Linked DNA regions of Homo sapiens: region 1 is linked to region 2. The links are chromatin contacts, found by Hi-C or POLR2A ChIA-PET in ENCODE. All regions are on one chromosome and are shown on one strand. Each heading gives the region's core, a stretch centred on a gene start or an enhancer-like site at or near the end of the contact. The rest is flanking DNA. Distances are from core to core; before and after follow the strand shown.

Region 1 (2,794 bases), core at 116-2,615, 980 kb after region 2:
CTACTAAAAATACAAAATATTAGCCGGGCGTGGTGGCATGTGCCCGTAATCCTAGCTACTCGGGAGACTGAGGCAGGAGAATCGCTTAAACCCGGGAGGCGGAGGTTGCAGTGAGCCGAGATCCCGCCACTGAACTACAGCCTGGGTGACAGAGCAAGACTCCATTCTCAAAAAAAAAAAAAAAAAAGTTACAATGTTCAGGATTATGAAATGCTATACAGTCAGTTAAAAAGGTATTTCTTTAGTAACAAATGACTTAATCTTTGTTCTGTTGACAAGAAAATTATAGCTGATTTTTTACTGACTCTGCAGAAGTCACAGGCTGTAAGAGGGTTTGGGTAGACCACAGTGTGACTCTTCTAACTAGTGATTGTCTTTTTTCCACCCCACCCCCTTCACTAGGTTCTTTGTTCTAGGGGTAACCATGTTATCTGAAGGCATATGGAATATCTCCAGTATGTTCAAACACTAGGTATTTATTGAGAGCCTTCCATGAGCCAAACATTGTGCAGACTCTGGGCATTTCTAATTACTAGGTTCAGAGTTAAGTTTTCTTTGTTATTAATTTTTTAAAAAATTTTTACCTCCTTGCAATGCATGAAACAATGCAGAGTGGTACTAGCCGTTTTCTAGTACTCATCAACACCCGCTCAAACCAAAATCGCTGGGCAGAAAGTCCCTTTCCCACCATCTAACAAAAAGAGAAAACTTCATGCTATATCCTCGAGAGTCTCTGAGCTCATCTATCTTCACTAGTAAAATAGTAATAAAAAATAAAAATAAATTTTAAAAATAACGCTACCAGATCGGACTGGAGAACCAAACGATTGCAGTTCCCAAGTCTCTCTCAAAGCAAACAAAATTAAGCGGGAGGAATAAAAAAGTTCTTGATCAAAGTGTTGAGTCCCCAAGATAACCAAGAAAGTGTGGAGTTAGAAGTTCTCAGCAGATGAACTTTAACTTCGCGAGCCTGGCGGGGAAGAAGGTCCCCAAGGGTCCCCGAATCCAGTCAAGATGCTCTGGCCACCCACAAGCGTCTGCCTGGGGGGAAGCGGTAGTTGGCGTGGCGCTGCGTTAGGGGCTCAAGGGCAGAAAGGACGACCCGGAGGACTGCCGAGCCGGCGGCTTACCCATAACCGAGCAGTTGACATCGCGCTGGGAACCGCTGGAGCCCACCTGGAAGACCCAGGTGCCCAGCAGGTCAAGATAGGTGCAGTTGGCAGGTGTGTCGCAGCGCACGGCGCCGTCGCCGGAGAGAAGCAGCAGGAGGGCGGCGAGCAGCAAGGAGGGCCCAGCACCCATGCTGCAGGGAGCTGAGAAAAGAGGTGAAGAATTACCAGGAAGCCGAGCGCTGCGGGCTAGCGGTGAGTCCACCACGAGGCGCGCGCCTTGAAATAGCTACGCCGGCCCGGAAACCCGTGGGCGGGGTCACTGAGCAGCAGGGGATTGGGGGTTGGGCGCCAGGCGCGTGCGCGTCTCTGAAACGGGGACTTGGGAGCGCGCGCTGCCCCTCACTTGGCTGCAACTGGACCCAGAACTAGGGAAGAGGCCAGGGACAGATTTTTTTTTTTTATTTTTATTTTTTTTGCCGAGGGACGTTTCAAAATTTTGCACGGCCAGGGTGACAAAAAGAGGATTTAAGAGCCACAAGCGGTCCGCACATGACCCAGACTTCGTTCCTGTGCGGTAACGTAGGGAGAGAAGGAAAGGGTGTGGGGGGAATAAGGGAGTGGGTCAGGTGAAAGAGCGCGACAGAGGGAGAGATCTAGCAAGTGGAGTTCTGTTTTACTTGCTATTCTTCCCCTTTAGTCTTTTTTCTCAGGTCCACTTGCCTCATAACCAACTTCTTGTTTTTTCCTCTGAAAAACTTCGCTAGCTAACATCAACTATTCCAGCTGTTTGAGAACTTATCTTCCTTCCGTTTTCCAACTCTTCCTACTTTTTTATGTGCTTGATTTTGTTTTGTTTCCTGGTAAATGCTGTTTGCCTGTTTGCATTCAGCAGAATTCAGTTTTTGTGCAAACCTGCAGTTTTGATGTATTAGCGTTGTGGGGGTTTTCCCTCTGGCACGCACACACATGGCGCTCTCAGAGATGATATTGCTCAACCCCTTTTATGTTACAGAGGAAAAGCAAGAGGCCCAGAGAGAGGAAGCGGCTTGCCCAGGGTGAGAAGGGTGAGGAAGGAAGCTAGCCAATGGGAGAAGGCTGGTCTTATGAACCGTTCTAGTGTGTCAGTCTGATCGCCAAAAATTATTAGGTGGCACTATTTCCAGGTGCCTCCTTGCTCAGTTTAAGTATCACCCTTTTCCGTAAGAGCCTCCCGTTCTTTCCTGGCTTTTGTTGGTAATTGGGGCTCCTTTCTCCCACTGAGCCTACTAGGTGTCAGGCCCTGTGGACACAGTGATGAACAAGACAGACCTGATGTGTCCCCGTTTTCTTTGGGATATGAATTTTTGCCCCCTTTGCACTGGTCACAAATCAATATTCATATGTCCATTTTTTTTCCACCAGATTATAAACATTCAAAGAGAGCAGGTCCAAATTATTCACTTATATCTCCCTAGATTCTGGTTTATTCAGAAAGTGTCCTTGAGTGTTAAAATAAGTGTACTTAATATTCTTATCTTGGTTGCCAAGCTTGAAAGCCAGTTTCAATGAGGCAAAAGGAGTTGTCCTTGAAAGTTCAGAGGTGAAAATACTCTTCAATGGGGGCACAAATTTCCAAAGCCTGGGGCGGGGTTGGTGGCGGGGGGTTGGGGAACACCTTGCTTTTAGGTTTTATATACCTTCTT
Region 2 (2,700 bases), core at 157-2,656:
TCCCCACAGACCTGCCCTTTTCTTTCAGTTCCAGCATCAGGTGGCTTTACTTCTCTCTTTCTCATTTAGGTGACATCTTTTACTCCTTCCTCTTTCTTCCTCTTTGGCCATCAAAGTCCTGGAGATTCAACTTCTGCAATATCTTCCATCTGTTTCCTCTCTATCCCTCCTACCCACTCTCTCATCAAACTCCAGAATGTGGGTTTCACGAGAGAAGAGATTTTTGTATGAACAGCATCTGGCTCATAACAGGCTTGTCATTTTCTGTTGGATGTTGAGTGAATTATGTTGTAACAAATGCTGCAGCCATTTTTCCTAACCAATCTCTGCACACTGGCCTCTTAAATAGATCTTTAAGAAACAACCGATATTCTTGTTTCAAACCTTCCAGTGGCTTATCTTAGGCCTCAGAAGAAAAGTTCAAACCCAGAAACTGGCTTACATCACAGGTTATCATAACTTCAAGTTCCAACCGTTTCTGGGTCCTGGTACCCCCCTGTACCCCCCCCCCTCCACATACACAATATTTGGCAGCTACACTTGCTGTTTCCTGGACCCGTTGTTTTCACTGTCCCATTCCTTTGCTCGGAATGTTTTCCCTTTTGTCACCTACTGAAATCTTACCCATCCTTTGCACCCTTGATGACACCTAAAAACCAGCTCCTGATATTCAATGACTTGTCACCTCATCTTTGCCCCTGCAGGTTGTTGAATCTATTTTGCCACTATGTCTTAGATTTTGGTTAATTGCAAATATCTGAGCATATGGGTCCCATGAAGGAAGGGACCTTAGCTTGGTAATTTCTAATCCGTGTGCCTAGCATAGTGTATGGCACAAAGTAAGTGCCCAATACATGGTGGAGAGTCTTGTTCTTTTTGATGGAGATGCTACTCTTACTATTGTAATTAATGCGATTATGATGACAGAGGGATCAGCCTGAACAAAGGCTTAGGGCAGAGGGCAGGATGGCTGGAAAGATGCGTGGTGTTGATATAGTATTGACGTCATTACTGTCATGCAGTGGTGGCTATCGTGATCCCCGCCGCACAGGCGGTTCCTTGGGACCTCTGGGGGCCAGTCATGCCAGATCTGGCCACTAGGTGGCACCCGTGTTCCACGAGCGCTAGTCGGAGAGCAACCCGCGGGCTTGGGCTCAGGCTCAGTGCAGGATCTGGCTTGCTGACGCTTGCCTGGCCAGATTGGTGTTCAGCCCTGCCCCACGTTGGCACCCTAGAACGTTGGCACCCTAGGCTGGCAGGATCCCTCGACTGGCCACAAACCCAGCTTCTGCAGGCTCGACCCCAGTCAGGTCCCACAAACATTGATTTGTAATTACTGTTTCCTGCAGATTGGGCGATGCCCCTCTCCTAGGCAGCCCATCTGGCCATTAGTCGGGTTGGCAGGAAGTGCTGAGAAGGTCTAAGTCCCAGATCAGACGGGGCACAAGTGAATCATCAGCTCTCTCAGTCATAGAGTCAGCCCTTCAGTGGTGTATACCAAGAGTGCCAGATCTGAAAAAATGTTTTCTCTAGGCAGCCTCCTACTGTCCTGCCTCCCTGCACCCAGCCTAGCCCTCGGAAATGTCACACATCTACCTGTCTTTATAATTATGGCCCAACCACTGTCTAGCGTTTCCTCTGAGCAACAGATGACTTGCAAAAAATGGGTGTCACAATGTGTTGGAGGGAGATTGAGAGTAGCCTTCTGCAAAGAGGATGCCCGGATGTACTCAGGCAGGCGAGCTGATCCTCTTTGGGGCCTGTCCTGGCCACATGTGCCATCTTCCTTCTGTAGCTGTCTCAGGCTCATCTTCCCAGCAGAGGCTTCCTTCGTCCTCGACACCTAGGCTCTGTGGGCACCCAGACCTTGTCCCTAAACTGTCAGTGGGTAACACAGCTCTTGGCACTGTCTTTTTAAAGTCCACTTCCAAGTCAAAGGTTGTTAGGGGCTGTTAGCTCTCATTTGGGAGCCGGAGTTCTTACTGTAATTGTTCATGAGCTCATGGAAATAGAGGGGTTTAGTTTGTCTGTTTCATACTCAAGCACAAAAGGGGATATGATGAGAACCCTCATGTAGTCATGTACTTATGCATTATATGTATCACATCTGTGCAGGGTTCTGGAAGGGGTGATGTCTTTGAGGTGTTTATATGGCCTATGACACAGGACACAAGAGGCTTAATCCTTCCCCACCCCACATCCACACATGCTCTGGGGGGAATGTGTTACACAGGAAGAGCCAGGCTAGGAAGGCTTCTGCCTGGTCTGCTGTGTGGAAGCAGGGAGGGACTGGGGCGGGGAAGGCAGGGTATAGGAAGCCATTTAGAGCCTGGATCACAACCAGGAAATTACTCCTCTGCTCCAAAAAAGCTTAAAATACCTTCTCTTCCACCAAAGAAAACTCACAGGATGAAAATACATCTAAGAGAGGAACTCAACAGAGCATGAAATAGAGATAAAGCTGTATCTGCTCAAACCATTCTGGGCTTTGGGCCCCAAAGGAAGTGCACTTCCCTGGCAGGTGTGAGGACGACAGAGTGTTTGGCTCGTCAGGTAAACCCTGAGAAAGGGTATATAATCGTCAGGTAAACACTGAGTAGGGATATAATTCCTTCTGTGAATCCCACCTAGGGCCCTAGTGCTGAAGGATAGGAGAGCAGCCTGGAGCACAGGAAAGACGACTAGCAGAATTTAGGGCCT

Evidence for each region. Hi-C counts contacts between places; a loop is a spot of excess contacts on that map. ChIA-PET counts read pairs that join two places held with the same protein, here RNA polymerase II (POLR2A). Pooled maps may share reads with other maps.
Region 1: a loop to region 2 is called in a map of OCI-LY7, with 4 times the contacts of the local background. The contact joins the promoter of CTSC here to the enhancer-like site in region 2. A Hi-C loop is called at or near these places in 2 of 168 maps with a recorded cell type or tissue (OCI-LY7 and heart left ventricle) and 4 of 50 pooled maps. POLR2A ChIA-PET finds 5 or more read pairs at or near these places in 1 of 52 experiments (OCI-LY7).

Annotation. Positions count from the first base shown.
Region 1 is chr11:88,336,371-88,339,164 of GRCh38, forward strand. CTSC (cathepsin C) reads right to left here and starts at 1,366. Exons shown (of 7, transcript NM_001814.6): 1 at 1,131-1,366. The coding sequence starts at 1,302. LOC101929174 (a long non-coding RNA gene) reads left to right here and starts at 1,514. Exons shown (of 5, transcript NR_188511.1): 1 at 1,514-1,686. RefSeq lists an enhancer at 1,082-1,361.
Region 2 is chr11:87,351,830-87,354,529 of GRCh38, forward strand. No RefSeq gene overlaps it. Among named protein-coding and RNA genes, the nearest start is that of TMEM135, 320 kb to the left of the region's middle. Within about 2 kb of position 1,407, at least 4 of the 41 ENCODE cell types and tissues checked have a DNase peak (open chromatin) inside an H3K27ac peak, as active enhancers do; they include OCI-LY7, where a contact is called at or near this core.